Regions from separate parts of the Homo sapiens genome. Here region 1 is linked to region 2. The links are chromatin loops, found by intact Hi-C in ENCODE. Cell type or tissue: OCI-LY7. All regions are shown on one strand. Each heading gives the region's core, and the rest is flanking DNA. Links, peaks and the distances in the headings are about the cores only. Region 1 overlaps RBM26 (RNA binding motif protein 26). Region 2 overlaps RBM26 (RNA binding motif protein 26).

Region 1 (16,286 bases), core at 5,054-13,053, 50 kb after region 2:
TCCAGTTTCTCACAGCAGCATGACAGCTATATATTTCTGTTTCCTACAAGGTGCCTCCATTCACATTATATAGCTACTAGAAAGCAACCTTGGAAAATATTCTCAGTGCTACTTTCTCCAGACTATATTGTTGAGAATAATGGTCCTCAACAACAGGAACGACAGGAATCACTGTTTTTCTAGGTAATTAGAAAAAGGGACTTAGAGGTTGAACAAATTCAGGAAATATCGTGCAAGTGGCTTCTATAAATAAGATAGGGCTCAAGATTTTGTGTTACTGAGAACCATAAGATATTCTCATGCAGGTAGTCTACGCACAGGGTACACATGTCCCAGTTTATGCCAGCTGTTCCAGCATCCTTTTGATAAGGGCTTCTGACTGTCAGAATGTACCACTTTATGCTGGGCACAGTGGCTCACACCTATAATCCCAGCACTTTTAAAGGCAGAGGTGGGTGGATCACTTGAGGTCAGCAGTTTAAGACCAGCCTGGCCAACACGCTGAAATATCATCTCTACTAAAAATACAAAAATTAGCTGGGCATGGTGGCACGCGCCTGTAATCCCAAAAGGGGATTACAGGAGGGATACTTGGGAGGCTGAGAGAGGAGAATTGCTTGAACCCAGGAGGCAGAGGTTGCAGTGAGCCACTATGGGGCCACGACACTCCAGCCTGGGCAATAGACTAAGACTCCGTCTCAAAAAACAAACAAAAAAAAGTGTGCCACTTTAGATGAGAAATCAAATGGAAATCCTATTAACAGACCAAACTAGGAGAAATAATCTTTAAAGCATTCTTTCAACAGTTTGCCTTTTTAAATTCAAGTACTTTCGTACTCTTTCCACCTATTCCAGCTCTCCTCCCAGACCAGACAAAAAACCGGGTACTAATACGACCCTTCTGATGCACTCTTTCCCTTCTATTTCCTCAATGCACTTTTGCGAGTTATCTAACAGATCACCATATTCCACAGTACATGCCCATCTGCAAACTTTTAGTATAGCCACAGCATTTTAAACGTAGATTGCCATCTGGCATTTCAACAATTCTGAAAGATCAGGGATAAGTATCTCCCACAATTGGTTGAAAAAACAGGAAGTATTATTACATCAATAGATAATAAGACTAAGGCTTTGCTACTAACTCGATTTAGGGGAAGACTACTCAAGCCAAGGGACTGTGATTTACTCAAGATTTTCTGAGAATTAAAGCATACATATAATATATATATTATATATATTTTATACATTTTTTATATACTATATATTTATATTTTTATATATTTATATGATATATATAAATATATATTTATATATATCATATAAATATATATTTATATTTTAAAAATAAATAATATATATTATTCATATTTATATATATTATATATATATATTTTTTTTTTGAGACGGAGTTTAGCTCTTGTCACACAGGCTGGAGTGCAATGGCATGGTCTCAGCTCACTACAACCTCTGCCTCCCAGGTTCAAGCGATTCTCCTGTCTCAGCTTCTCGAGTAACTGGGATTACAGGCACCTGCCACCATGCCTGGCTAATTTTTGTTTTTAGTAGCGACAGGGTTTCACCATATTGGCCAAGCTGGTCTTGAACTCCTGACCTAAGGTGATCCACCCGCCTCAGCCTCCCAAAGTGCTGGAATTACAGGCGAGAGCCACAGTGCCCAGCCAAAGTATAATTTTTCACAGCAAAAATCTGAAACCAAACCAAAGTTCCACCAGTAGGCAAAACTTGAATAAACCATTGCATATCTCTATGTTGCATAAGCAATTGCCAACACAATATACACCGTCCCTTTCTTCCTAACAGAACCCTTATACTGTTAGGTATGAAATAGGTTCAGTTATAAATTACATTTCTGGTCTTCCCAGGCAGATAAAACTGATTGGGATGTTACATGTGGGTATGTGTATATGAAAATATACAAATATACATGTGTGTAAATATATTCAGATAGAGATATAAATATATTTGAGATTACATATTATAATATATATTTTATTGCATAATAAAATGTATTATTTATATGTAATCTGGAAAAAGCATAAAAGGAGAAAAAAAGGTCACAACATCAACATCTCTTACAATCTCAAAAATGACAGCAGCTACCATTTACTGAGAACCTACCATGTGCCACATGTGAAAAGTAAAATAATGTATATAAAGCACTTGATTGGTGCTTTATATACATTATTTTACTTATTCCTCACAAGAACCTTTAATATTTCCATTTCGCAGCTGAGTAAAATGAGGCTCAGAAAAGTAATGTTTTCAAGGTCACAAACCAGTGATTTGTAGAACCAAAATTTTAACCAAGATATGTGTGACCTAAAGCTAGGGCTAAATGCAGAAACATAATGGCTTGACTGCCAACAATTATTTTCACTAAAATTATAGTTTGTTTGTTTTTTTTTTCCAGACAGGGTCTTGCTCAGTTGCCTAGGCTGCAGTGTAATGCTTTGATCTGCACCCTCAGGCTCTGGGGCTCAAGCAGTTCTCCCACCTCAGCCCCTCAAGTAGTTGGGACTACAAGCATGCACCACCCCATCACACCTGGCTAATTTTAAAATTTTTTTCATAAGAGATGAGGTCTCACTATATAACCCAGACTGGTCTCAAACTCCTGGGCTCAAGTGAGCCTCCTGCCTCAGCCTCCCAGAGTGCTGGGATTACAGGCATGAGCCACCACGCTCACCCTGGCCAAATTATAATCTTTTAACATCAAATTGAAAAGATATAAATTATTATATGACTAGTAACTAAGGGTGAAGAGAGAAGGTTGTAAAATACACACAAAAATTTTGGGACCTCTTGAAGTATGAAGTCATATCCACTGTCTTGTGAAGGTCCTTGTGTTTTACTACCTTAAAAACAGTCCCCTACTAAATACATGTATGACAAAAGCAAACAGACCAATTGTCAACCTAATTATTTTCATAGAACAGATATTAAGACTCTATGTCTGTAAGATATTGTGCAGAGTAAAAGCAGGCCTGACAATACTAACCTTAGAAAGCCAGCATGCTTGTAAGGCTGGCTCCTGGGCACTTTGATTTCTCGAGGGTTCCCATTACCCCCTGATAAGGAATGGTTCACTATGCCTGAATTAGTTATGAAACAATATGGTCTACACTGAACATCTGCCTTCCTCCCAGGAGTCTGGAATTTTGGTACATACTAGGTAGGCGGTGCCTATGTGACCAGTTCCAAATAAGAACGCAGGGCAGAGTTTCTAAGGAGCTTGCCTAATTCCCATGTGTTGTTACAGTTCACTGCTAGGGGAATTAAGCACATCCTGTGCAACTCTGAGGACTTTGTAAGCTTGTGCTTGTTTTCCACTGGACTTGGCCTCATACACCTTTTCCATTTGCTGACTTTGCTTTATATCCTTTTGCTGAAATAAGCCAGGGCCATAAGCACAATTATATGCAGAGTCCTATGAGTCCTCCTAGAAAAATCATTTAAACTGGGAGTGGTCCTGAGGACTCCAACACAAAGATATAGAAGATAAAAACTCAGTTTGGTTATTCCTCTTATGTGTTTAAATAACCTGTAAGGTATTAACACAAATCGTTACCTCTTCCTTCTTTATATCTTTTTCTTGGTGTGGAAAAAATTCTACCTTCAGGCTTCCTGATGATGGCTGCTCTGGAGGAGGTAGGTAACTCTTTGTATTCACAGCATCAAAAAGTTTTTCCACAAATATCTGTGTCTCTAAAAATAAAACCAAACACCATAGATTAAAACACATTTGTTAAGATTAATTCCCCGCTTCCACATCTCTTATCTCTAATATGATGAAACATACCTTGACTTTTATAAACTAGAAAATATACTAGCACTGGCCAGGCGTGGTGGCTTACGTCTGTAATCCCAGCACTTTGGGAGGCCAAGGCAGGTGGATCACCTGAGGTCAGGAGTTCAAAACCAGCCTCGCCAGCCCTGTCTCCACAAAAATTAGCCAGGCATGATGGCAGGTGCCTGTAATTCCAGATACTAGGGAGGCTGAGGCAGGAGAATCACTTGAACCCAGGAGGCAGAGACTGCAGTGAGCCGAGATCGCGCCACTGCACTCAAGATCACGCCATTGCACTCCCGCCTGGGTGACAGAGCAAGACTCCGTCTCAAAAAAAAAAAAGTAAAAAGAAAGAAAATATCCTAATATCAACAGCTTCCCAACCAGTGTGCCATGGCACAAGTCCTGAGGCAATACTGATTCATGCTATTTTCAAGACGGTAGGGACTGGAATGGTCGCAGCCCTCTGGGCTAGTCACCTCCAGCCATGACTAAGTCTTCTCCACATCGCCTACTCAGTGTTGCAAACACAAACACTATCATAATCTAGATGTGGCAAGGTACAAAAAGCTGAAAAGCAATGCGCTAGGTAAGATTCAAAGCAGTTTCCTAAGCAGTACTGGCTTTAAATAAATAGGCAGTCATTTTCTTAATCTTTTAATCTATGTAAGAAAAAATATCAACATGCTTTAAGAATAAGCACATGGACATTACTGAGAGGTGGCATCCATTTTAAATAAGCTATGGATATACTCAATAATAATATTGTTTATTTAACTTTGTTAAAATTAGGGCTTCTTACCGAGTTCCTTTAATATTCTGTGGATAAACTTATTTTAAATAACTTTATTTATTTTTTTTGAGATGAGTCTCACTTTGTCGCCCAGGCTGGAGTGCAGTAGCGCGATCTCAGCTCACAGCAACCTCTGCCTCCCAGGTTCAAGCAATTCTCCTGCCTCAGCCTCCCGAGTAGCCGGGATTACAGGCACCCACCATCATGCCCGGCTAATTTTTATATTTTATGTAGAGACAGGGTTTCACCATGTTTGCCCGGCTGGTCTTGAACTCCTGACCTCAGGTGATCCACCCACCTCAGCCTCCCAAAGTGCTAGGATTACAGGCGTGAGCCACCATGCCAAGCCTTAAATAACTTTTTAAAATATAGTAGTATTTTTAAACCAAAGATCTTACCTTTCTGAAGAAATACATCCAGCTGATCAATACATAATGCCTTTAACTCTTTTTCACTTTTGTCTTTCTTTACCAAAGCCAGAACATATTTTGCTAGGGCGGATGGATCTGCATCACAGCTAAAGAAAAAAACCAATGTTGAAGAAAATTTAGCCAACTGCACATTCTACAAATTCCAGTTACAAACTGAATTAGTGAGAATAATAGTTAAGTGAGTTAATACATGTAAAAAGCACCCGGGTCACAGAGGACCTTGAAGAAATTTAAGTTCTCTTTATACTAACACTCCTTAATGCTATGTGTAGCCATTTTATTTCTTAAAAACATACCCATCAGTATATTAGTTTAAACAGCAAAAAAAGAAAGTCTAGAAATGGATCCAAATGTACTAGGAATTCAGATTTTATAAAAGTGGCATCCAAACCAACTAAGAAGAGATAAATTATGCAATAAACAGTATTGAGGCCAGGCACAGTGAATCAGTCCTGTAATGACAGCACCTTGGGAGACCTAGGCGGGCAGATCGCTTGAGCCCAGGAGTTCAAGACCAGTCTGGGCAAAATGGCGAAACCCAGTCTCTACCAAAAAAAAAAAAAAAAAAAAAAAAAATTAGGCATGGTAGTGTGTGCCTGTAGTCCCAGCTACTCGGGAGGCTGAGGGAGAAGAATCATCTGAGCCCAGAAGTTCAAAGCTGCAGTGATTTGGGATCACGTCACTGCATTCCAGTCTGGGTGACAAAGTAAGAACCCTATCTCAAAAAAAAAAGAAAATGTATTGAGACAACTTGGCAGTTGCCTTTTACAAAATAAACTTGGAAACATGTCAGAGGAAAACACAATTTATTTAACCCTGGAGTAAGGAAGACACAAAATCCATATTATCAAAAAAGTAATGTGATTATAAAAAACAGAACAAAAAAAAAAACTCAGAATGAAGAGTCAACCAATGAAAAACAAGCTCAGTTTATCTCATCACAAAAAGGCTAATTCCCCTAACCCACAGTGTTTTTACCGAGACTAACATTATAAGAGAAAAAAAGACAAAGGATATGAATAGATGCTAAAACATAAAATAAATAAAAATGACTCTTAAATGAGTAAAAATTCAACCTCACCCATAAGAGAAATACAAATTTAAGTTACACTGAAATATTTTTCAGTTATCAGGTTGGCAAAATCCAATAAATATGAAAATGTATTCTGGTGGCAAGACTAATGAAAACGCAATTCTAAACATGAGCTGGTGTGAGTAAACTGGTAGCTGATAGAATACTCTGGTAGTATCAAGGTCACAAATGCAATTTACATCTACGAATTTATTCTACACATATACTCACGTGTTCAAAATGACATGTGTACAAGTTATTCATTGTCATATTGATTGTAAAATCAAAAATGTGCACATGTCCATTTAGAGAGAACTGGAAAAATAAACTGTATTAAAATCCACACAAAAGAATGACATGTAGCAAAAAGATAAAAAGACAGGTAATGAAGTTTTCAACCCCTAAAGAAATCTTCATATCAATTCATTAAATTTAAAATGCAAGACAAAGAAAAGGTTTGTATAGTATTTGCCATTTGTGTTGGGGGAGAAGAGAGAAATCTGGTTTATATATATGTGGAAGGATAAATAAACTACGGCTATCTGGACAGGATGATAGTATGAACTAAGTAAAGGAGGGACAGGGTAAGAAGGGAAAGTTTTTAAAAAAAAAAAACCACATAATAATTGTATGTATTCATAGAGTACAATGTGATATTTTGATACCTGTATGCAATGTGTAATGAACAACCAGGGTAATTAGCCTATCTATCACCTAAAACATTTATTTCTTTGTGTTGGGAACATTCAAAATCTTCTCTTCTAGCTATCTGAAAATATATAATAAATTAACTGTAGTTACCCTACAGTGTTAAACAACACTAGAACTTACTCATCCAATCCAGCGTAATTTTGTATCTGTTAACCAACCTCTCCCTATCTCCCTACCACCCTTCCCAGCATTTGGTAACCACTATTCTACTTTCTACTTATATGAGACCAACTTATTTAGCTCCCATATATGAGTGGTAACATACAGCATTAATCTTTCTGTGCCTGGTTTATTTCAATTAACAATGTCAGGACGGGAAATTTTTGATGTCTGAACTATTTTCATCCAATTCAAAAGAATGATATAATTGTTTATAACTAAGCTAAAATTATTAAGATTTTACAAGTTAGAGTAACTAACAATAAAATAATAGCAGTAGTTAATTACTAACACTTACTCAACAATTACTAACACTTACTCAACACCTAGTTTGTGCCATGAACTGCACTTCTAATTTTACATACTATATTGGGCTCTCACTTTACTGATAAAGAAACTGAGGTTCAGAGAAAAGCTAAGTAGACTTCCCAAGACTACACAGCAAGGAAATGAATCAAGATTTAAAACTAAATCTCATACTCCAAAGTCCACATTCTTAACCACCACACTAGACTGCCTCTTACAACGAGGTGCCAGAAACCTGACTTCCAATTTACTTTTTAAACACCTAGAGTTACAGTCACTCCCTATCAACCAAATCAACCAGACATCAACCAAACTAGACATCAAGCTAAACATATTTCAATTTACTGGAAATCATTATGATACATAATAATATTATTATGTTTTATTGCAACTGCTGTATATAAATTCAGTCTACACTGAGTCTAAATGCTGTAATTTAATATTGGTTTGATTGTTGTGGTGAATTTTTAACTTATTAGTGGTTTTTCCAGTAACTTACCTGTCATTTTTCAATTCTCTCAACGAAATACCAAATCTATTTCATTTTTGCACCATTATTTTTTAAATAGGACATTTTAAAACTGAATTAAAATGTTAGCAGCTAAAAATCTAGAGGAAGGCTTTCATGATTTTTATAATTATTATGGTCTATAAACCACAGTTGGATAAAACAGCAAGACAGAATTAAAGAAGAATCTCTGCTCAACATCTTCTGTAGAAGCAATCTGAACTGAATAAAAAACGATTAGCCACAACAAATATACTACCATATACAGTTCTAAATCCTTGAAATAATTTGAAAGGCAGATGACTTTTTAACATTTGTTAAAAGTTCAAATTATATAGAAGCAGGGGTTATAATTTCACATTTAATGGCAAAACAACTGAATTTGCATTTGGGAAACAATTTTTCTTAAGTCCTACAAGAAGTTCCATTTTTACTTCAATATTTTTGAAAACAAAAAGCTGAGTAAAAAATATGGACCACAGAAATTTAATAATATACTGAAATGTTATGTATCAGGAACAGAAAGGCAAAACCTATGTTCTCTTTTCTATTTGTCTTAAATGTTATATTATCTGAACTTCTAGTGATGATGTTATGCAAAGTCAATTAAATAAACATTCAAATTAACTAATTAAAAAAACTATATTCATATAGCAAATTATTTTTAAAAATTATCTCCATGGCTAGCAAGATTGTTCGAGGTACTTTACCAGTTGCCACTGCTGATAAAAGGTTTGTAATTTGAATGATCTATATCTTGTCAGAGCTAGACTTTTCTTTACCCCTGCTATATACTGCTAGCATCCTGAAAATGTGTGAAAGAAAAAGCAGACCTGAAATTGCCTTATAGATCGGGGAAAAAAAGAATCAAGTTTTGAAAAGTATTTCTTAGCTCCCACAAACAACAAAATCTGCCAATAAAGTATGATTATGATCACCAAGTGCTCCAACTGCAATTACTCTTCTGTGTGTGTGTTGGGGCTGGTGAGGGAGCAGAATACAAACAAAAGCAAAAACTACAAAATAAGGCATGAGATCTAACTCAACAATAGCATTTGTAGAAGGCAAATAGAAGGTGAAAACTTAAGCACTTTAGTAAACGGTTAAGTTAAAGGAAATGAAAGTGTGAAATGGCTGGGGGGGAAACATAAATTATAAACATGCAATAAAACAGAAAACTGAGAACTAGACAGGAAAGAGTGCTGCTCTCCTATGCAGTAGAGTGTTAGTGCTTTCAGTTCTAGGTTCCACCTTTATAAATGCATAAACAAACTCAAACAGATTCTTAGAAAATGACCAAGATGGTAAATGGATATCATTATTAGATGGTTTTCTAGGGATTCTCAGCCTAGAGAACTGAAATGTCAGAGAGAACTTGGTAAGTCTTCAAATAATTGAAAAGTTATCACAAGGAAAAAGGATTACATTTGTCCAATATATCCTCCAAGGAATGTAACTAAAGCCAGTAAGCAGAAGCAGCCAAACAGGTTTTGGCTTAAAATAGAGATAGGCTTTTTTTTTTTAAAATAATCAGAGGCCTCCCAAAGGCAGAATAAACTGCCTGAGGGTTCTCCTTCATTAGAATGGTTTCAAGCATAGGCTGAACAGCTCTTGGCAAATAAGCACTGGACTGGATAGTAAATCCCACACAAGTATCAATGAGTAAAATCATTAGGTTTAAATCTGTTCATAAGATACTGTGCAAATATATGAAATATAAAATAACACATTAGTCTGTTCAATTACTGATCTACATATATTAGTAATAGAAAAGCATTTTTTAAAAATTACACTGTAGATAAAATACACACTACAAAAGATCTGAAACATATTAATAGTTACTAAGAGAGAGAATATACATACAAATATATGTCTCACTAGATCAATGGCTCATTTCTGTCAGGGAATCTTTCATCTTCATATAAAGTTTGATGAATAAAATAAGAAAATAAGTATGTTGGGTTTAGTGATTATCGTCCAAATATCGCATTCATTATTCAAGAAAATTTTAAAAGCACCTACTCTGTCACTGTTCTAGATCCTGAAAATACAACTTTTAGAAACATCACTGTTGCCACGGAATTTACATTGGGGGGTGGGGGGAACCAATATGCATATTACACAAACATACGTTTATAGTATGTATTGTCATGTAGACACGTGCTCTGAGGAAAAATCCAGGTTGAAAAGATAAAGTGTAAAGGAGGAGAAAGGAAGAAAGGTAAGGAGAAAGAAAACAGAAAAGATAAAACAAGTATTATTTAAGATCATCAAGGAAGGACTCTGTTGAAGGGACATTTAAACAGGGATCTGAATTTAGATAGGAATGGAAATGGAATGCAAATATGCTTTATGGCTATCCGGAAAAGAAAAAATTTTAAAAAGCCCAGGCCAAGGGAACCCATCAGAAAGAGCCTAAGGCCTACTTGACCTTCTTGACACATATGAGGGACAGGAGTCCAGTGAAATGGAGCAAAGTGAGCATTCACGAACACTGGGGTTTCCAATTTTAATTCTCCAAGGATTTCAAATTAACTGCTTCAGTGAGCTTTGGCAAATTAAATTTCCAAATCACTATGAAGTCATTCACATCAATGATTTTAAAGGCATAAAAATAAAACTTTGTCAATTCCTGAATATACTGTGTTAAGGATACAGCTAATAAAGTTTTTTTTTTTTTTTTCTTTTCATTTCATTTTTTTAGAGACAAAGTCTTGCTGTTACCCAGGCTGGAGGGCGGTGGTGCAATCATGGTTCATTGAAACCTTGAACTCCTGCCAAGAGATCCTCCCACCGCTGCCTCCCCAGTAGCTAGGACTACAGGTGCACACAACTACACCTGGCTAATTTTTGTTTGGGTGTACAAATAGGGTCTTGCTCTGTTGACCAGGCTGGTTTCGAACTCCTGGCCTCAAGTGATCCTTCTTCCTCGGCCTCCCAAAGTGTTGGGATTTACAGGTGAGAGCAATAGTGCCCAGCTGGCATCTTTGTTTTTAAAAACAGTTCAGTTGGAGACTTCCAGCTTCATGCATACCCTTTAAAAGCATAGAAGTGACCATCTAAGAAGGTCATTCTCTTCCAACTATATCTGGGGTGGAGAGGGAAGTACACACACTAAAGTTACAGAAGCCAAATTAATACAGAAAATCAAATGTTATAATAAAATATCTTTAAAAACTAAATATTCTTAACAAGAAACAAATCACCTCTGGAAATAAAGGTTGTACTAATCCCCCAACACACCCATAGTGTGTTTTAGTTTTTCAGATTTTCAAAACAGTAATGAGACCGTAAAGAAAGCTATAATACTCCAATACAATATTTCAAAAAGTTTGTTTTGCACGAGTTTCTTGGAGACTTTAGAAATTCAGTAGAATATAACTCACGGAATTTAACCCAAGCTTCCATGTTCAGTAATCTTGAAAAGAAGCTGGAGGTGGTAGTGGGAATTAAAAATTAAATTTAAATATGTTAACTGAGTAACTTTAGAACACGGATATGCACCCACGTCTGTTCTTTCCAAATTTTCATTTTATATTCAGGAAAAATATCTAATTTGCATCAAAGTCATGATTTTATATTCTGTACTTAGAATTACTCTTTTAAAAATCCAAATTTCATTGCAGCAAGCATAATACATACATTGAAAATTTTAATTGTAGTTTATTACATGCTTCACTTAATTCAAACAAGAAAGCAAAAATAGATTACTTATATACAGTAATTAGTTACAGCAAAGACTACTCATTAAGAGTTATTATACACCCAGTTCATTCTACAAAATAAAATCAAAATATAAGCATATCTAAATATGATCCATCCTTGAGCATCACACAATCTATTAATACTTCTTCATCACTGCAAAATGTATCACAATACATGTAATTATAACACTGAAAACTATTGGCCAGTTCTTTTATTCCCCCACATCATTCCAAGAAATAGCATGATTCCATCTTACTTTTAGAACAGTGGTTCTCAAACTTTTTGGTATCAGGAGCCCTCTATGCTTTAAAAATAGGAACCACTCCAAACAGCTTTTTATTTAAAAGAGTTATATCAATATTTATCAAGAATTAAAATTGAGAAAAAATTTAGTTTAGTTTGATATAATAAATCCATTAAAACTAGCATAAAAACTCTCTATATTTGTTTGAGTAATCAGAAGAAGAATTTATGTGCAAACAAACAGGAAGCCCATATGTGGGGCTGGCTTTTTTTCTGAATCCAGGAGTTCAAATCATATCACCAGGACTCTCTATTCTGCATTTTTCACTTTCAGAAATGCTCTCTATGTGTGGCAAAAATGATGGCCCCCAAGCAGTTCCCAGCTTACATTATTCTAACAGCTAGTGAAACCAGAAAAAGGAGGCTACTCTTCTCTCCCCCAGCATCCGTACTGGCCTCTGAAAATGACTCATCTTCCCCATTTAGGTCATATCCCCACTGCAGGTCAGGGATAGGCAGAGCTCTATGATAAATAGCCTCACCTGAAATTAAATACCATATTTTTAAAATTAAAAAAAAAAACACAAAAACTATTTTTCCAAAATAAAATACAAATTTTCTGAGAAGAGTGACCAAGTTTTACACTTTTTGCAAATACCTTTGTTTGGCTTAATAGAAGACAGGCCGATTCTTACATCTGTTTTTACATTCAGTCTGTTATGACATGTTATACTGGTTGAAGTACATGAAGAAAACCTGACCTGACACAGATACATAGTTGGAAAAACAAGGACCTCATAGACACCATGAAAGGCTCTCAGGAAATTCCAGGAATCCTGATATCACACTTGAGAACCATAGCTTTAGAAGTTACATAACTTCTAAATTAAATAAAAAAAAAAAAAGAAGTGCCCATTAAGTGTCAAAGACCCAATAGTCAGATAACAAAACCAAAGTAAAAGTTTGTACTGTTCAGTGCAAACAGCAGCAGCCCAAATGACAAATTAAGCCCAGATAGTTGTGGTTATAATTATGGTTATACATCAAGCCACAGAACTCTCTCTTTAAAAAAAAAAAAAAAAAAAAGGTGTATCTGCAATATGGTAACCCATGACTAACCTTCATATTTAGGGTTTTTTTTTTTTTAATTCCTATTCATAGTTGAGGAAGAATTGAGTTATCTGAGAAAAGACTGGTTCTAGAGGCCACCCCCACTCCATTACTCACATTCTGTCTAGTTAACAACAGATCTCAGGTAACCCATCCCTCTGGTTACTAAAATGAGAGAGCAGAGGCTAGTGAACATTTTCTTTTAAAACCAAAAAGGCAAAATTATCCAAAAGAAATAGCACTAAAACTAGAAATACAAAAAACCTAGTTCTATCATCCTGTTGGATAAATTTGGCTGAGTCGATTAAGCCTTTAACCTTTTTCTCATATTTCTTTAAAAGGTCTGGCTAATGCTGTGTGGTTATATATGTTAGAGATTCACTTCTAAGTCTTTCTCTAACATTGCTACCAAAATTTTCTGATACGGTTACCACAGTCATGCCAAAATTTATCTTTAAAAATGAGAAATTATTATGGACACTTTTCCGGTCATGAATCTTAAGACTAAGCAAACTAAGCTTCAGTTTTTTCATCTAACAGCTGACTTGCCAAACTAGAAATAATTACAAATAAATATAATTACAAATAAGACACACTTTATTAACCTGCCAAGCACCCTAACAATCGTTAAGGGATTACTAAATAATGAACTATGATAAAAAAAAATGCCTATAATCACCCCTAAAAATATACTTTAGTTAAATTCTGGTTGCTATATTTTAAGTCCTATATTACCTTTCAAACCTACTTTGTCCCAAGCCAAATTGTTAGCCTTTCCATGAAGCAGTCTGGTATTGAAGAAAAGCACTGAACTGTACTCCAAAAAACAATTTTCAGATTTCCAGTCTGGTGTTATTTCTGCTTTATTCACTAGTTATATAATCCTGCGTTAGCATTTTATTTCTCTAGGCTTTAGTTTACTCATTTAAAAAAAAAAAAAAGGCACTGAACCATACGATCTGAAAAAGTGGGTCATTTTTGTGAAAAAATATTTGGCTTTCACCACCTTGCGCTCTTTCTCCCTTCCCATTCCAGTAACTTTTAGTTAACTGAATTTCAAAATAATTTAGTACATAGCATTAGAATCTTCAAGAGAATTTTTTTTCTTTATGTCTTTCTAAAGAGTCACAGAATCCCATTTCCTCAGCACTCATGACCAAATTTTGAGCCCTTAGAAGGCATAAATAAATTCTACTTAATAGAAACATTTTGTGTATTTCTCCTAAATTGCCAGACCTATATAATTTCTGTACATTGTTTCTACCACTGTTACATAGCAACTACTGGTATGTTTGACTGTTTCTCCCATTGGTATTACAGATAACTATGCCTGCCTTTTCCCTAGAACAAATCACAATGTATTGAGAAGGAGCTTCTAATTACCAACATTATAGCAATCTAAATTCAGGCATTTCACAACTCACTCTTAAACTAGACTAAGAAATAGCTAACTAGTCTTCCTTTGTCTTCAAAACGTTTTATCTAATCAAACCTCTACATGCCATAAACTGGAATGCAGTGGCGATCTCAGCTGACTGCAACCTCCGCCTCCCGGGTTCAAGCAATTCTCCTGCCTCAGCCTCCCCAGTAGCTGGGATTACAGGCATGTACCACCACGTCTGGCTAATTTTTGTATTTTAAGTAGAGATGGGGTTTCACCATGGTGGCCAGGCTGGTCTCGAACTTCTGACCTCAGGTGATCCACCCACTTGGGCCTCCCAAAGTGCTGGGACTATAGGCGTGAGCCACCTCGCCCAGCAAGCAACATTCTTAAAAAGAGACTGGATCAAGTAACTCCTGTTTTAACCTTCCCCACATCTCATAATATAGCTCCAAAATTGTCCAATCACTTCAGTATAGCAATAAAACTTTCTCTACATCTGAAACCCACAGAGGCTAGGTGGATTCAAGAGCCTTTTCCTAATCACAATGTATACTCACGATTCCTCCAAACTTCATGTATTCTCACAGAACTTAACTGTTCCTCCAATTTGGCTGTTTAATGTCATCACAGGCATCCAAACTTAACATGATTCAATTTAGGTAAGTGCATTAACAACTTTAGAGACTGGTAACTGCAAGTTTATAAAGCAGTTTTCAAAAATAAGTTCTACCTATTTCAGTCTGCTTGCTACTATAAAAAATTAAACTTTTTAAAAAGGTAAGATAAGCACTTGAGATCATTAAAGAAAGTAATAGTAACAAATAAGAAACGTCACAATGACAATTTCTTACAAAATATGTCCAAAAAAGATCACAAGTTACAGGCCTCAAAGTACCTGTTATTGCATTTATAACTATTACAAGGAGCAACAAATAAACGACCGGCTGAAGTATATATTAATGCTATGTGGAATCTATAATCATTCAAACACTTTTCATTTATAAGTGACTTCATTTAAGATTTTATAAATTTTTTTATCAACTTTTAAATTGCCTGTAAAATGGAAAATAAATAATTGCAGAATGTATGGAGCAGAGATATACAGAACTCAAAAGTAGGCTAGAATTTACACTGACACACTATCTCCCGTAACTTCTTTTAAAATGGCTCTTTGAAACAAAAAACAAAATGAGGAACTACTTATAATGCAATACATAACATCATAAAACAAGTTCCTCTGAAGTACTAGATTTAAACCAAGAAAGTATACTTAATACTAAGAAAGCCTCCAACAGCAGCATTAGCTGACTTCTAGAAAATAACTTCTACTAATGAGAATAAAGCAAACATACACATAGAGGAAGATGTTCATTGCAGAGTTATTTAAAAAGTCAAAAACAGTGTACTAGTTGCGTTGTTAAAGAAAAAAAGAAACGGGAAAAAAAATAGTTATTTGGAAAGCCAAAGAAAAAAGCAAACAACCTAAATGACAAATAAGAACAGAATGGTTACATAAACTATAGTCTCTCATCCATGTACTAACCAAGCCTAATCCTGCTTGCCTTCCAAGTTAGATGAGATCAGGGGTGTTCAGAGTGGTATGGCCGTAGATGATTTGGTCATGCAAAAACACTGGATTTCAGCCATTGTAACGGCATAAAAACTACATATTAACAGTAAAAGTTCAAGGATGGGAAACGTAAAGAGGATTTTGCTTTTCAAGTCAAAGTCTTTTGGTAAGTTTTCCTTGACTACATACAGGAAGTACTTAAATAATTCAAGAAAATAAGCTTTTTTCCCCTAAAAAGTAATAATTACATCATAAATAAAGCACTATTTAAACAAAGTGCAATACACTCACATAATGGAATTCTATGGAACCACTGGAAAGAATAGGAATCTACCTAACAGTATACTTTTATGGGATGATGTGCAGTGTTACTGGAAATACTAGTTGTAGTAGCAACATATAAATGATTCTATCTATGAAAAAAAGTCATGTATATTCATCAATAGGTGGCACATGCATATTTTTACAGATATATGTTTACAA
Region 2 (16,286 bases), core at 5,518-13,517:
TCAATGTCTAAATTAGGATCAATATGCTAAATATATTTTATTTCAATTACTGTTCATTTACAAATGGTATATAATTATTAATCTTTAATAATAATTTTGCATGTGTAAAGTATATTATTTTCAAATTACATCAAATGACCAACTACCATAAAATGTTTATTATAAAACTAAAACAAAATATAAGTGTCTCAATGAAAGGAAAAAAAACCCCTCTGAACTCTTCTATTGAAAAACAGTTTTTCCTACCAAACTTTTATAACTGAATATAAAACGTGAACTTAAAAAATAGTCATGTCTAAGTACTTGCTATATTAAGTGGCTGGTTTGGAAACTGCATTCAAATTAGAGTAACATGAACTAAGGTAAATCAGTGTTAGCAACATATTGCCAAATAACTTATACTCACACAAGATTTATAATACAATCTCAAAGTACAGCATAATGTGAAATGTAGAAACAATTACATATTCAATGATATTTGACATAAGTTGTGTGGTATTAAAATCCCCAGGTATAAATTTTAAACCTGCACATATAAATTTATGATAAATTTAAAAGATTTCATGCCTGTTCAAATGCTGCTCAGAGAATTTTTGTCACAATGTCATACAACTAGAATTTTTTTAAAAAGTACTTATATGTATTTTAGTTCCAGGACAATTTGCAATTTTTTGAAGCTATCACTGTTACATAAAAATGTATCATATTCTATAAGGAATTCCAACTGTTTAATGCAAAATACCTACTCATAAAACTCATCCTTACATTCAGCTAAAAAAAATTCACCTAAAAAGCAAAAGAGTTACTGACATTTTCAAAAATAAGTTACTGACAAAAATTTCTGATGATCTAACTTTACACATCTCTATATTCAGCACACAGCTCCTCAAATCTATAAGATGAGGCTACAACTTTCTAAAGTTTCAACTTTAATTACAAAATGATTTACAAACTTTTTATTAACATTGCTCCATTACAAACTTGAGAATTAGGCTGTGTAAATTTTTGAAAGAACTGAGTTTTTGCTTTGTAAAGATGTAAATTTACTCAGGAAAACTAAGAACTTCTGATGTTATAAGAAACATATTCCATAATTACTTTCATTTTGATAAAACTATTGTTTTATATTAGAAAAGTTCAAGAAACCAATATTTCAGGTAATTGCAACATAAAATCTTTAAAGTTTAAACAATTCCTTCTGTAACCCACCCATTTCACTTTTTACAAAGATTCAAAATTTCAGGCCACGTAATGTAAAAAAGCAGTCCATGATTATCCCTAGCCCTAAGAGATAACCACTATTCTGTGAGGAATTCGGAGTTAAATCCTACATATATTTTTCTACACACATACTGAAAGAACTTCTGTATATAAATATGTATGGTATGTATACGGAAACATACTAGTTTATAACTTCATGGTTAAATTATTAACCCAATTCTTTTCATAAATATCTCTCGATGTCCATACCAATAAATGTCACTTTTCTTGAATGGCCATATATATTATATATTTAGCATAATTAAAGCAATTTCTACAGATATGAACAATCTTGTGTATTTGTACATCTTGTGTGACTTTCTATTAGAAGTGAAATGTTTGACTTTTTTCACAATCTGGCCTGCTTGTATTTTTCTAATTGAATGAAGTTTGGTGATATTTTGGGCAAAATATTTTCCCCGATTGGATTTTGATTTTATGATGCACCTTTTATTGGAGAGAAAGGGGTTGTTGTTGTTCTTTTGTTTTTGTCATCAACAAGTTTTAAATTTTTCATGTACTGGAATTTACCAATATTTTCCTTTATGAATATCGTGCCATACCTTAAAAAGCCCTCTCAATATTAAGACTATTTTTTTTAAATCCCTAGGATTTTACTATTTAAAAAAAAGAATTTTGTAGCATGTATTAAATGTTTTATGTATTAAAAAAAGAAAAAAAATTCATCCAATTTAATTTATTTGGATATTTAAAAAAGACATAATGCTGTCTTTTTTCCAAATAGCTAGTCAATTGCCCCAACATCATTTACTGAATAACTTGTTTTATTCCTTGATTTAAAACAACTCCTTTGTGATCCATTAAAATCCTCATAAAGTCAGCCACCACAGAACAATGTTTTGGTCAACAATGACTATATACAAAAGTGGTCCCCTAAGATTTTAATAAACCTGAAAAATTCCTATTGCTTAGTGACCTTATAACTATCATAATACATTACTCACATGGTGATACTGGTGTAAACAAACCGATTGTGCTGCCAGTCCAGTCATATAAAAGTATGGCACGCACAATTATGTACAGCATAATACTTGAATATGGTGGCAAACGACTGTTACTAGTTTACATATTTACTATACTATACTCTTTATCATTATTTTAGAGTGTACTCTAATTTTTTTTAAGTTAATTATAAAACAGCCTCAGGCAGTTTCCTCAGGAGGTATTTCAGAAGAAGGAACTGTTATCGTAGGCCTCAGCCTATAATACACACATTGCCTATGACAGCTGTGTGTGTGTTACTGCCCCTCAAGACTTTCCAGTGGGACAAGACGTAAAGGTAGAAAACGGTGATACTGATGATTCTGACCATGTTTAGACATAGACTAATGTATGTGTTTGTGTCTTAGTTTTTAATTAAAAGTTTAAAAAGTAAAACATAAAAAAATGTTAAAAATAGACAAAAGCTTATTGAATAAGGATATAAAGAAAGTATTTTTGTACAGCTGTGCAACGTGTCTGTTTTATGCTAAGTGGCGTTACAAGAGTCAAAAAGTTTTTAAAAATTGTAAAGTTTAAAAGTAAAAGCTAGAGCAAACTAAGGTTAATTTATTATTAAAGAAAGATAAAATGTTCTTATAAACTTAGTATAGCCTAAGTGTACAGTGTTTATAAGGTCTAAAGTACGAGTTTATAAAATACGATGGTAATGTTCTAGGCCTTTACATTCACTCACTAACTCACCCAGAGCAATTTCCAGTCCTGCAAATGCCATTCATGGTAGGTACCCCATACAGGTATACCATGTTTTATCTTTTATACCCTATTTTTACTGTACCTTTTCTATGTTTAGATATGTTTGCCTACACAAATACTTACCATTGTGTTACAAGTGCCTCAGTATTCAGTATAGTTAACACAATGCCAGAGTTTCGTAGCCTAAGACCAACGGGCTATATACCATAGAGTGTAGGTGTGTAGTAGGTTATATCATTTATGTTTGTGTAAATACACTCTGTGATGTGTACACAACAATGAAATTGTCTAACAACACATTTTTCAGGTCATATCCCTCTTAAGTGGCACATGATTGTATAAACTTAGGTCTATTTCTGAACTGTATTGTACTACATTATCTGCTTTGTACTGCTTTTAAACAGTACGAATAATTAATGCAAATAACTTTTTAAAGTATGCTATGGCAGTGCTTCAAGAGTTATGCATGTACTTTAAAATTCCATTAAAATATATTTTTAAAAGTGAACTGTATAGCCATTTATAAAATGTTAAGGAACACCATGTTTAAATGTGCTCTACAGGATGCCTACTTGGGCTAGGACGTAGTGGTCAAAAAGGTGAAAGTGGACCTAAATGTAAAAATCCACAAAATATGAAAGGGGGGGAAATAGTATCAGATGAAGATAAAATTTGCTTCCCAATGCAAATGTAGCTGATAATCTAGATTAAAAAGATAATTTTTGAAAAAACTACCAAAGTACCAAACTAAAGCCAGCAAAGATAAACTTAAACAAATCATTTCTACAAAACAGCCTGTAAAAAGACACATTTAATCATTAGATACTGATAGTTTCACAAATGAATTCTATTAAAATTTTAAAAAACATATTTCCAAAGCAACTTAAATTATCTCAGAAAGCAAAGAATAATGGAAACTTTCCAATGACAGGTAATAGAGATACCTGACAAAAATATCCCTCCCAAAATTTACAAACCAATCTTACTTTTGAAAATCATTTTAAAAAGTAAAAAGAGAAATAGAAAGAAAAAGAAGAGACTTTAGTGATTTTTAAAAATACAGTACTATGGGATTTAAACCAGAAGAGAATGATTAGAAGCAGTGCAATGAAATAAGGTGAAAAAGAAAAAAAAAAAGTCATTGTTATACAAACATCAAAAAGCATTATAAAAATCCATTTCTAGCCTGGGCGTAGTGACAGAAACCTGTAATTCTAGCACTTTGTGAGGCTGAGACAGGCAGATTGGTTGAGCTCAGGAGTTCAAGACCAGCCTGGACAACATGGTGAGACCCCATCTCTACAAAAAATACAAAAATTAGCCAACTGTGGCGGCGTGTGCCTATAGTCCCAGCTACTTGGGAGACTGAGGTGGGAGGATCACCTGAGCTCAGGAAGTCAAGGCTGCAGTGAGCTGTGATCAGACCACTGCACTCTAGCCTGGGTGACAGAATGAGAACCTGTCTCAAAAAAAAAAAAAAAAAATCCATTTCTGATCAAAAATCTTAATGAAACAGAGTCATTTGTATTCTACCTTAAGACAAAAAGCCAGCATCACACATAATACTGAAAATACTAGAAGCATTTTCATTCTGCAAAAAAGTCAGTCACTATTATTATCGATGTTTTTAACATTTTTCTAAAGGTAAACGATGAAATAACAGAAAGTAGTATAAGTGTAGAAATGTGAGAGGTAAAACTATGTTTAACCAAAGATAAATTGAATGAAAACCCAAAAAACCCAAGAGAGCAAAATTAAAACCATCAAATAGTTTGATAAGATGGCAGTTACACATTTAATAAAAAAAGATGAACAGTCTTCCTACATATGAAGAACCAATAGAAAATATTATGGAACAAAAGATCTCATTTAAAATAGCAATAAAAAGATGAATTATTATGGGGAAATTTATAAGCAATGTATGTTGTCTATATAAAGAAACCATAAGCAGGAAGGGTGGGAGACAGATGAGGGTTGAAAAATTACCTAATGGGTACAATGTTCACTATTTGGGTAATGGGTATACTAGAACCCCAAACCCTACCAGTATGCAATATACTCATTAACAAACGTGCATGTGTACTCCCTGAATCTAAAAATTAAATTAATTTTTAAAAAAGAAAACCTTAACACTAGTAATATATACTGGCTATGTTAAAAAAAATTAAAATGCTCTTACAATGTAAAAAGTACTGAAGAACTTGAAAGACAATGAGGTTTTAGAGGAAGACTTAGCATTTGAGGAAAATTTAGTATTATTATGTTCATTCTCCCATAACTTAGTCTATCTTTTTGAAACTAAGTTTATTCAAAAGTTTACATCGAAAATAAACACCTAAAACATACCAGCAAGATTCTGAAAGTGAGTAATAATTGGGTGTGAGAGGGAATCCAAACTGCCCTGACAAACTACTGAGTTTAGAAAGCTAGTTTAATTAAAACAGTGAGAAACAGGCACATGAAGAGAGAACTCATCAATGGAAGAGTCTGGAACACACCCAAATAAACATATCAGAAATTTATATATTTCACATAAGCCTGGAAAAACTAGATTTAACTAATGAACCCAACAGGCTTCCTATTTCACTCCTTAGACCAAATAAGTTCCACGTAAATTTTTAAAAAAATGAATGTGAAGTCTTCAAAGAAAAAAAAAAGCCTATTAATATTAAGAGTATTAGAAAAAACAAGGGAAAATGTTTCTTATCTCAGATTGGTGAAAGCCTTTCAAACTATAAAAAAAGATTAACTGGACAATTAACTATTATTGTGGAAAATACAGCATAAATGAAAATTCATAAAAATATAAGCTATGAGCTAATTTCCAAATATACAAAGAGCCCCTGCATTAAGTAAAAAAAAAAAAAAAAAAAAAAAAGACTACTCAGCAAAATAATAGAATGGGCAAATGACATTAACAGTTGATAGACATAAAAACAAACAATAAAAACAGACAGCATTTAATTAAACATGAAAATGGCTCAACTACAATCAGAAAAGTGAATTAAAACCTAAATGAGTTTCTATTTCAGTTTGATAAACTGAAGATAAAACTGATACCCCACTCCGATAAAAATGAGGACAAACTACATACCTATGGATTTTTTTTTTTAATAAGAAAAGTAGTAAAACCACTATGTAGCGTACACACTATGGCAAGAGTGTAGGGAAAAAGCATTCTCATACATCTTTGGTGGGCAAATAAGTATAACCTTTATGGTGGGCAATTTTCATTAAAAATTTAAACGTACATATCCGTTCACCCACATGTTGGTGTCAGTGAGAAAGGTGGAAAAATGTAGAGACATTAAGACCCATGAGATTAAGTAAAAACCATAGAGTCTAGAATTAACAAGTATCAGAGTGAATTCTGAATTTATCTTTACCTATCTACTTGTATGTGTGTATATATGTGTATGTATTAAAAACTTTATAGCCCCAAATTAAATGCAAAGTATCAGTATGAGCTCTAAATTTCTTTATACATGTGTATATATGTGCATATACATATATATATATGTATGTTTTTTTTTCACTCCCAGTTCTGACAACTGAAAAGGATTAGTGATGGTAACATACTTAATAGTAATGCGTACCCCTAGTACCCAAACTGTAGTGTCTAAATATCTTTGCCTAATAAATAAACCAAAGCTCCTTAGAGAAAGGGTCAATTCCAGGTCTGGAAGAGACAGTGTTTAAAATGAACCTAGAACACCTTCTCATACCAGAAGGAACAGAACCACTAGGATCCTGTCAAAAGCACTCAGGAGCCAACCTGTAGTCTCCTGGCCAAAGATGGAATAACTTCAACATTAATAACTGAGAGCAATGGATTTGTACCCATAAAATGTTTATATATGAATTTATGACTGCATAACACCAATCAAGCTATATCAAAATATGAACCTTATCTAGATCCTTATTTTTAAAAAGTAAATTTACAAGAAATTAGACAAATGTCAACCCTGACTGGATATTTGATATTTAGGAATATAATTTTTAGGTGTGATAGTAGTACTGTATTTTTTTAAGGCTCTATCATTCGAAGAGCCAACCTACGTTAAAACCTAAATGAAAAAGGAAGGAATCAAACCTCTAGAAACTGGTTCCATCATTTAAGGTTCTATCATCTAAAATGTTTACAGATGAAATGATACAGTGACTGTGAATAGCTCCAAAATAAGGAGTGGGCAAGTTGTAGCGAGTGAAATATAGATGAAATAAGATTGGCCCTAAGTCGATAACTGTTGAAGCTCAATGATGTGCATATGTGAATACATTTTATAATTCTAATTTCTATACTATAAAATGTACACAAAATTTGAGTTTTAAAGCTGAAATAGTTTATTCAGAGGCTTGTCTCTAGTCTTTTGACTATTTATTCTTACACACATTCATTCAAAGCTTACAGCAAATTAAGGAATGGCATATACATAACAGAAAGCACAAAGGTTAAAGATCTAACAAAGGAGGAAAAAACTATGAAAAGTAATTGTGGATTCCACATCTTACGTGGAAAATGTTCTGGAAACAATTAAGTTTGGAAAAATGTTGGGTGAAACAAAATTAAACAGGTTTGTTTACCTCTGGACTTAGTCCATTTAGACTACAGTTCTAAATGGAATATAAAAATGCAGCCTTTCACAAACTTATCTGACAAGAGAATCTTTTGTTAGGGGATCTCTTGCAGAAACAGTGTTTTGCAAAAACTACAGAGAAAACTGACTTGAAATACAGATAATTACCGAAAAGTAAACTGCAATCCTATGGTTCCTTACGTTTTTAGTAACGATAATATAACTAATATATAAAAGAAGGCTAAAAGCAAGTTTAGTAATATTTGTAATGTTATAGAATGTTAAAGCACGAGTTATGAACACAAATACATATAATTATATAATATATATGACCACACATTTTTAAAAACATGCAAAATCTAATTTTTAGAAGTTACAAAGAAAGACTTCCAATTCTTTAACTCTTGAGTTCAATGCACATGGCTACTTTCCCACAAGCTTCAGACCTCAAGTTACTAATTCTGGTAGCACAGTGCCCATCACATAGCAGCACTTAATAACTATTAAGTATCAGTAAAAACACACACACATACACACACACACTCTGCTATGCACATAATTTGACTTCTTTTGGTTGAATCCATTTAGTAAAACATGATTCTCTTTCCCCCTATTTTTTGCTAAGATAGGGTCTGGCTCTGTCGCCCAGGCTGAAGCACAGTGGCATGATCTCAGCTCGCTGCAACCTCTGCCTCCTGGGCTCAGGTGATCCTCCCACCTTAGCCTCGCAAACAGCTGGGACTGCAGGTGCACGCCACCACACCTGGCTGATTTTTTGGTAGAGATGGGGTTTCTCCATGTTGCCCAGGCTGGTCTCGAACTCCTGGACTCAAGAGATCCACCCCACTTGGCCTCCCAAAGTGGTGGGATTACAGGTGTGAGCCACTGCGCCTGGCCCCTCTTTCCTTTTGATATAAAAAATTGTACCTCGCAGCCAGGCACAGTGGCTCATGCCTGTAACCCCAGCACTTTGGGATGCTGAGGCAGGTGGATCACGAGGTCAGGAGATCGAGACCATCCTGGCTAACATGGTGAAACCCTGTCTCTACTAAAAATACAAAAAAAAAAAAAAAAAAAATTAACTGGGCGTGGTGGCAGGCACCTCTAGTCCCAGCTACTCGGGAGGCTGAGGCAGGAGAATGGCATGAAGCCAAGAGAGGCGGAGCTTGCAGTGAGCTGAGATCACACCACTGCACTCCAGCCTGGGCAACACAGCGAGACTCCGCCTCAAAAAAAAAAAAAAATTGTACCTCTGTGAGTTTGGGACTATAGGTTTCATTTTTGTTCTGATTCTTCTAAAACAGCAACTTAATTATTCCTATTCTGAACAGGATCTTGGGCTCCTACAAAGGTACAGTAACAATTCAGTGCAGAAAAGATAATATTCAAATCAGTCATGGAAGAGACGACTGCTTTACTCTTGTCTGAGTACTTATCCAACTTTAGTACTTTGGCATGGTGATAGACAAAAAAATAGAAAATAAGGTAATAGGAACCATCTTCTAGGTAACAAGGCAGAGTCAAACCATAAACCATCTTAACCTAAAGCTAACAGTGTTCTGCTTATACTGATGGTCTTTAAAATGCTTCAATATTTTTCCTGAGGAAAACTTCTCACTTTTCAGTTATATCTGAATGTCTCAATTACCTTATTTATTCTTGTACTTTCATCTTGAAATACTATGCATCTATTGATTATAGAAAATAAATTCATTCAGTCATCTAGGATAATGGTCCAGAAAACAAGAACAATGTAATGTTTGACAGTAAACATTGGCAAGGGCTGACAGTTTTTTCTTGGGAAGGCCTATCCTTTACTGCGAGTTCATGTTCTCCTACATTTTCAGTGTTAAAATTTCCTTTATTTTATATAACAATGGTGATAGAACATGACAATCTTTTTGTATTTTTAAAGTATTCTTCCCTGGCAAAATAAAAAGTTGATACCTCTATGACAAACACACAAATTTTTAAATTCCTAAACTTTACTGTTCCCTGAAATCCAAAAGTTTGAAGACCACTGCTCTATATGTATCCTGCTTGTATAAGATAAGCTTCAACTTAATTTTCTATTCTTTTCAACATTACAAAATTTTAAGAAACTTTCTGGCTTAAGGATATGCTTATGCTTTAACAACTTTTGTAACTAAAAATCTAAACATTTATCATAGCAGTGGTCATTACTCTTTTTAGTCTATTAAGTAAATCCAACTAAAGCTATTTCCTCTAAATAGGTAATTCTCATTAGACCTAACTTGGCCTTAGTTATTCTGTCACTTATTCAACCTTCATGTAATTCAGTGCTAAAGTCTTCCTTATACATTAATCCCTGGTATTTTTTATTGTTATTAATTTTGAAAAATACATTGTATACACGCCTAAGGTACAAAAAGCAAGACCCAAGAAAGAAGGTACGTGTCAAAAGTCTTTCCGCGAGCAAAATTTCCAAAAATTATTTAAGAAGAGGTTTTAATTTTTTCTCAGCCATATAAGCAAGCAAGGGAAGTAGTACATATTTAAAGTTCTTAATAAATCCACAAATTTGGCAATATCTGAACCATTTGTACAGTAACAACTATCATTATTTTATAATACCACTATTCCCTAGAAAATACATAAAACATAAAACTACCTATCTAGCAAGAGACTAAAAATTATCAACTGAAGCCACCACTGAAAGGAAGCTTACTCTAAACTTGCACTTAACAATACCCTGGAGAGAACATTTAATCAAAGATCTACCTTTTTCAATATAACATACACACATACAAGCTTATGAGTTTTAAAATCTCATCAATTTTAAATTACTTTTTACTTTCACAAAAGAACATTAAAGAAATGATTATTCAAAGCTAGCTTTAAAAAGAGAACACCCTAAGATCAGGAATTCCTATTTTATAAAATAATATACTACCCCCTACCTCTACCCCCAAAACTAGATTTTTTCAAGGCTCCAGTTGAATGACTTATCAGACCCATAGTCTTATGGTTACAATGCCCCAAGGGCAACTTCTACCAGGTAAGCAATGTACCACTGTGCTGGCAGAGAACATTCACTACAAAGAGGATAAATAAATGTAGAGGTTTTTTCAAAACTTATTTAAGTTGAAATCAACTTAAAACTTCTGAAAAGCATCTCACTCTTTCATTGCTTTCATTTGGAAAACTATTTCATCCCTGGAACAATGGCAAGGACAAAACAGTGACACTGTCTTCTCTACAATTCCTGAAGAAAGAACACACAGGGCAAAAAAGGCTCCTATGAATCCCCTACACCTCACTCCCATTTTCCTTTTTTTTTAATCTTTGAAACCCAAATGAAAGACAAGGTTGCAGATATTCCGGTCAGTCCTTGGAAAGACAATTCAAGATTGATAGTTTAAGGTAACTTTACTAAGAGTACCCTCAAAGTTAGAGGTATAGACCATGTCTTAGGCAAAAAGTCATAGAAGTCTAGTTGGGGCTATGCTGAACTAGGGACACTTCTTTTAGAGTTCAACCTGATGAGACCAGGAAGCAGTAGATGAGGAATGGCTAAGATGGGCAGACATTAGAACTGCTTGTACCTTATCCCTCACCACTCATTCTGCCAAAGCAGATCCTGTTTTGGGTCAGCTGAAAAAAAAGAATAATGGGTAGTGGAGTGGCCCTATCTACTATGAAAAAGAAAGAAAGGAGAATCCCTGGTATCTCACGACAGCACAATTTGACATTCCACTTGGTGACTAAATATGTATTTTAATTGTATTATGTTACACACAGAATTGCTTATAACTGCATTAGGACATTCTTTGAGGGCATGAATTCCACTTCAGGTGTTCTACCTATTGTCAAAGCATATTATTTAGTAAGTTAAAAAATTCATTTATATTAAAACTTAAAAGTAATACTTATAAATCATTTAAATCTGAATTGATAAATTATTTTTAAAACTTACTGCTTCAGCTTCTGCTCTTGTCTTGAATGTAATTACTGCATGAAGTGAGGAATCATCAATCTGACAATCTTCAATTTCACCATATTGCTTTAAATTAAAAAAAAAGTATTTCCTCCAAATAAATATTTTGAAATATCCAAAAATCCTAATGGTATTAAAAAACATTAAAATACTAATAAATATAACCCAGAATACATAACAATTCATAATGGTTAACAGAAAAGTATGGTGAGTAATTTATTTTAGTACTTGATAAGATAAAAGGTGGTCCTGTCTTCCAATCTTACATACAATTCACACTTCCCAGAATTAGTAAAACTTATACTCAATTGAACTATGCTTTAAATGAAGGAAATAATGGTCAAAGCCTGAGCGTTCTTGCTAACTAACTTTCCTCTTATACTCACTAAACCAATCCCAAGATAAACTCTTTCTTAAGCAACATACTGAATCCTCAGAATTTGTGAGTTTTTGGTATCATTCTCAATAAATGGGGAAAGAAAGAAAAAGAAAATTTAAGTAACTTCCCCAAAGTTAATTGTTAATTAATGGGAAGAGATTCCAGGTCTCTTGATTCAAAAGTTTAACACCCTAACTGACCATGGTTTTGCTTACTACACACTCTACTGTACTTTATAGTTGTTTAGAACATTTAAAAGCTAAACACATTATATTATTCCTGTTTTTGGTTTGTTGGATTTTTTTCCCTCATGTGTGGGAGGATTTTTCTACAAACAGCAACCTTTATCCCACAAAATTCTAGTCCTTTATATATCATTATCAATACCTTCCTAATTATCCCCCCCAAAAATTATAACTGTAATCTCATTAGCTCCACACATATCATAGAAATGTTCTGTAGAGCACAGTAAAGAGAATGTCCTAGAGCCACTAAGATTCTAGCTCTGCCAGTTATTAGCTGTGTAAACAAGTTACTTAACCTCATCATGCATCATTTTCTTCACCTCTAAAATGGGCGTAAATAAAGGTATCTACCTCACAGGGTTATCCAAATAATTCATAATGAATTATTGTAAGGCACTCAGAGGGCATACCTGCCACAAAGTAAGTGCTCTATAGGTTTTTAGTTATAATTTTTATTACTATTACTACTGGTACTGGAAGATACAGCATTTTTGTTAATCACAATTTGTAATAGTTAATGGTCCTTTAACATCACATATATTAAATAATGTAAATTTTTTTTCCTCTGACATCCATCATGTGTTCAAATCATAGGTTGAGAGAAAAGAAGCTAAACTTCAACTAAACCTGTGCTCATACTTAAGACTAATAATTTAAATGTGAACTTTGGAGTGAAATTTCAATGTCCAAATGCATGTCAGAATTTTCATTTAGAGGCTCTGAATACTTCTCAGCCAAAAGCACCTTAGTCTCACCAAAACATAAATCACAACAAACTCACTTTGTCTGTTTGGATTATTTTAGCACATTCATTGTTAGTTTCCTGATTAGCTGTAAAACTATACACAACATACAAATTATCTGGCTCTCCTTTCTCTTGTGGAAGGTGTGGAAGTGGGGTACACAGCAGGGAAAAGATGGGCAAGATTTATTTCCAAGCTCCTTTCTAGTTCTCTTAATTCCTTTCTTTATCCCTTTAAATCCACCAAGAACAGGACTTTAGACTCCTCATTCTTAAATACTAATCATTTTGGTTATTTCTTAAACATAAACCATTTCTGTCAATATCTCCTTATGTCCTGACAAAATATCTGTAACTGCTGCAAGCCTCCAATATGATTTTTAAACACCTAAGTCTGAATTTTCAAAAGGTTAAATCATTTATGTACCTACCTACTAGCTTACCTATTCTTTAAGATCTAAATTACAGTTTTACTACTTTATGAAACTTTCCTCTATTGTTCTTTTTTCCATCATATGCCAGCGTGATACTTCTCTAAGTTACTAAAGTATTTATAGTGCTTAATAAATTATAATTTGATTATAAATTATGTCTGTAGTTTATTCTGTGTTAAACTGATACATGTAAAAGCCTTGAGGATAAAGAACTGATTATTTCCTTCATATCTCCAGAGCAACTACTATTAAATATAATGCTGAGGGTAAAACTGATGCTTAGTAACCAACCTTTGGGATACCACTAAGAATCACAGCATTTGAGATGAAAGGGCCATTCAGCAGGTATAATCTTCATTTTGAACATGAGCCTAATAAATCCCAGGAAGTCCAAGTTAAATAATGGATTAACAGAGACTAGAATCCCATTCTCCCTTCTTGTAGGTCAATATATTACCATTATACAAAGTCTTTTTCATTACATCCTGACACTGACGGAGGCAACTTCAAGATCATAGGTCAAAATTTTATCTTGTTTCAATACTGGGTCAGCTAGATCAAGAATACATTTTTAACAAACACAAACCTTATTTTAAAAATCTGGATGGCCCATGCAATATGTTAACTTTTTCTTTAAAAGTAAATATCAAATCAAACTAAACTACAAGACTTCCCTCTCTGAAACAGCAAAGTTTATATTGTTCATTTCACAGTATTTCATGGCCTACTAAGTGTAAGAATAGTAATGTCTCTTCTAGATAATTATACAAATCCTACAGTTTGTTTTTAAATTAACAAAAAAATTAAAGATTAAACTCTTTGTTCAGATTAACGAGTTGAAATTACTTATGTCCTTTTCATAACTTCCTCTTTAATTATGTCTACTATCCCCAATGATGATTATCAGCATTTGTTTTGTTGAGCAGTAAGAAAGTACCGCAAAATGAGGAAGAAGATCTTCTCTATCGCTCTCCGTAAATGCAGAAATCTCCAATGCCCTGGGACGGTGATCCACCACAGCATGACCAGGCACACCTCGCCCTCGCCCTCGCCCCCTGCCTCGGCCATGAACTGCACCTCGACCTCTTGAATGAATTCCTCTGCCCCGACCAGATGAAAGAATCCCTCGTTTGGCAGCCTAGAAGAGATTAGACACACAGGTTAAACAATGCTGTGATTACTAACACAAGCCAAGCATTACACTCTGGCAGATGAATAAAACTTTAATGCAATTTGACAATGTATTCAAATGCCCTATAAAAGGATCACATAATTTAAATTGGGGTTTTAGTTTAGTGAAAGTAAATGTAGGTGGCTAGTAAACTGAAACAAAAAAATAACACTGAGGTCTTGGAATTACTAAATGTGCCTTTTTCTAAGTTCTTGCTCTCTAAGACATCAGGATATATCACAAAAAGATCAGCAACTCCTGATTTCCAAGTATGCAGTGTTAAATGTTACTTCAGAAGTCAGGATAATAAACAGATAATACCTACATTCACAATAAATACATTTTTTCCAGTTATGATTTTCTATTTGTTTGCCAATTGACTTCAATAGGTACAGTTATCTCAAATCATTTTAATTACTTATCACTAACATCATTATAGAACTGATGTAACACACTGATATTCTACCACATTATTCTGTATGATGATAGCACACCACTCCTTCATTCCACAAATACTTAATGTGCACTTTCTGTGTGCAAGTCTTTACCCTCATGAAACCCAAGTCGTAAGTGTAAAGAAGCATTAAACAACTAAGTTATGGCCAGGAGTGGTGGCTCACGCCTGTAATCCCAAAACTTTAGGAGGCCGAGGCAGGCAGATCAACTGAGGCCAAAAGTTCAAGACCAGCCTGACCAACATGGAAAAACCTCATCTCTACTAAAAATACTGAAAATTAGCCAGGCGTAGTGCCTGTAGTCCCAGCTACTCGGGAGGCTGAGGCAGGAGAATCACTTGAACCTGGGAGGCAGAGGTTGCAGCGAGCCGAGATCGCGCCACTACACTCCAGCCTGGGCGACAGAGCAAGATTCCATCTTAAAAAACAACAAGAGCAACTAAGTTATTTAACTATATTAATGAGAAGTGACTCAAAACGTGAAGAAATGCTTTAAGATTCGAAAAGAACTTCAAAGATTTGCAGTGAATAACCCACTAGAATGTACGTTCCCTCAAGATATTTTTTTTTCCATTTTATTCTCCGCTTTATTCCCAGCAGTAGCTGGTGGATTGTATTTAATACTTGTTCAATGAATCAAAGGAGGAGCAAAGAAAAAAGGCAAGAATGAGGTAGGGGTTACGGCATGAAAAAAGGCACCAACGCTGAAAGAAATGTAATTTCCCAAAGAATGAATATAATCCAGTGTAGCTGGATGGAGAGATAAGCCTGGAGAAAGGCAGAGTCAGATTACACATAACTTTAAGGATCATGTTAAGGATTCTGAGTTTTATCCCAAGAGCCATAAAAATAAATTAAAAGATTTTAAGCAGTAAAAGAGTGATGTAACCAAATCAGTGCTGAAGAGGATATTCTGGCTAGAGTTTTAAGAACAGAGTAGAAGGAAGAAAAGAAGCTGGGAAACCATTCAGTATGCCACTACAAAAGACCTGAAGAAGGAAGTCTGGACTACAGTAGTGGCAATGGAGATAGAAGTAAACGCATTTAAGATACATTTAGGAGTAACATATATAAAATTTGATAATTAATTAGATATAGATGCTGAAGCAAAGGGAGAAATCAATTAAGACTGCCAGATTTCTGGTTTGTATAACTGTACAGATGGGGTGTAGGAGCAAGATAAGCAAAATTTTGAAGATGTTGAGTCTTAGATGTGAGATACCCAAATGGAAGTGTGAAGCAGGCACAGCTGCCAAATCTCTGCTAGTACAGGTATTTCAGTTTCTGCATCTCAAGACAGTTAATCTTAGCATTAGCTAAAATAATCATCTAATATCCAAATAATAATG

Evidence for each region. A loop is a pair of places that touch in the nucleus more often than their neighbours do. Peaks named below come from ENCODE experiments on the same cell type or tissue, not always from the same donor. Only the 100,000 strongest peaks of a DNase experiment are listed, where the experiment ranks them.
Region 1: a loop joins it to region 2, with 2.0 times the contacts of the local background. A loop is called at or near these places in 15 of 110 quality-filtered maps.

What each region holds. Positions count from the first base shown.
Region 1 is chr13:79,373,787-79,390,072 of GRCh38, forward strand. It overlaps RBM26 (RNA binding motif protein 26), which reads right to left. Exons shown (of 22, transcript NM_001366735.2): 2 at 5,003-5,121; 3 at 3,593-3,729. It also overlaps the pseudogene RNA5SP33. Among named protein-coding and RNA genes, the nearest start is that of RBM26, 24 kb to the right of the region's middle. In OCI-LY7, for the core only: no CTCF peak of the experiment used is centred there; a DNase peak (open chromatin) is centred at 8,958; H3K27ac peaks cover 931 bases.
Region 2 is chr13:79,322,854-79,339,139 of GRCh38, forward strand. RBM26 (RNA binding motif protein 26) reads right to left here. Exons shown (of 22, transcript NM_001366735.2): 19 at 14,249-14,449; 20 at 11,491-11,577. Among named protein-coding and RNA genes, the nearest start is that of RBM26, 75 kb to the right of the region's middle. RefSeq lists enhancers at 7,818-8,318, 8,319-8,819. In OCI-LY7, for the core only: no CTCF peak of the experiment used is centred there; no DNase peak of the experiment used is centred there.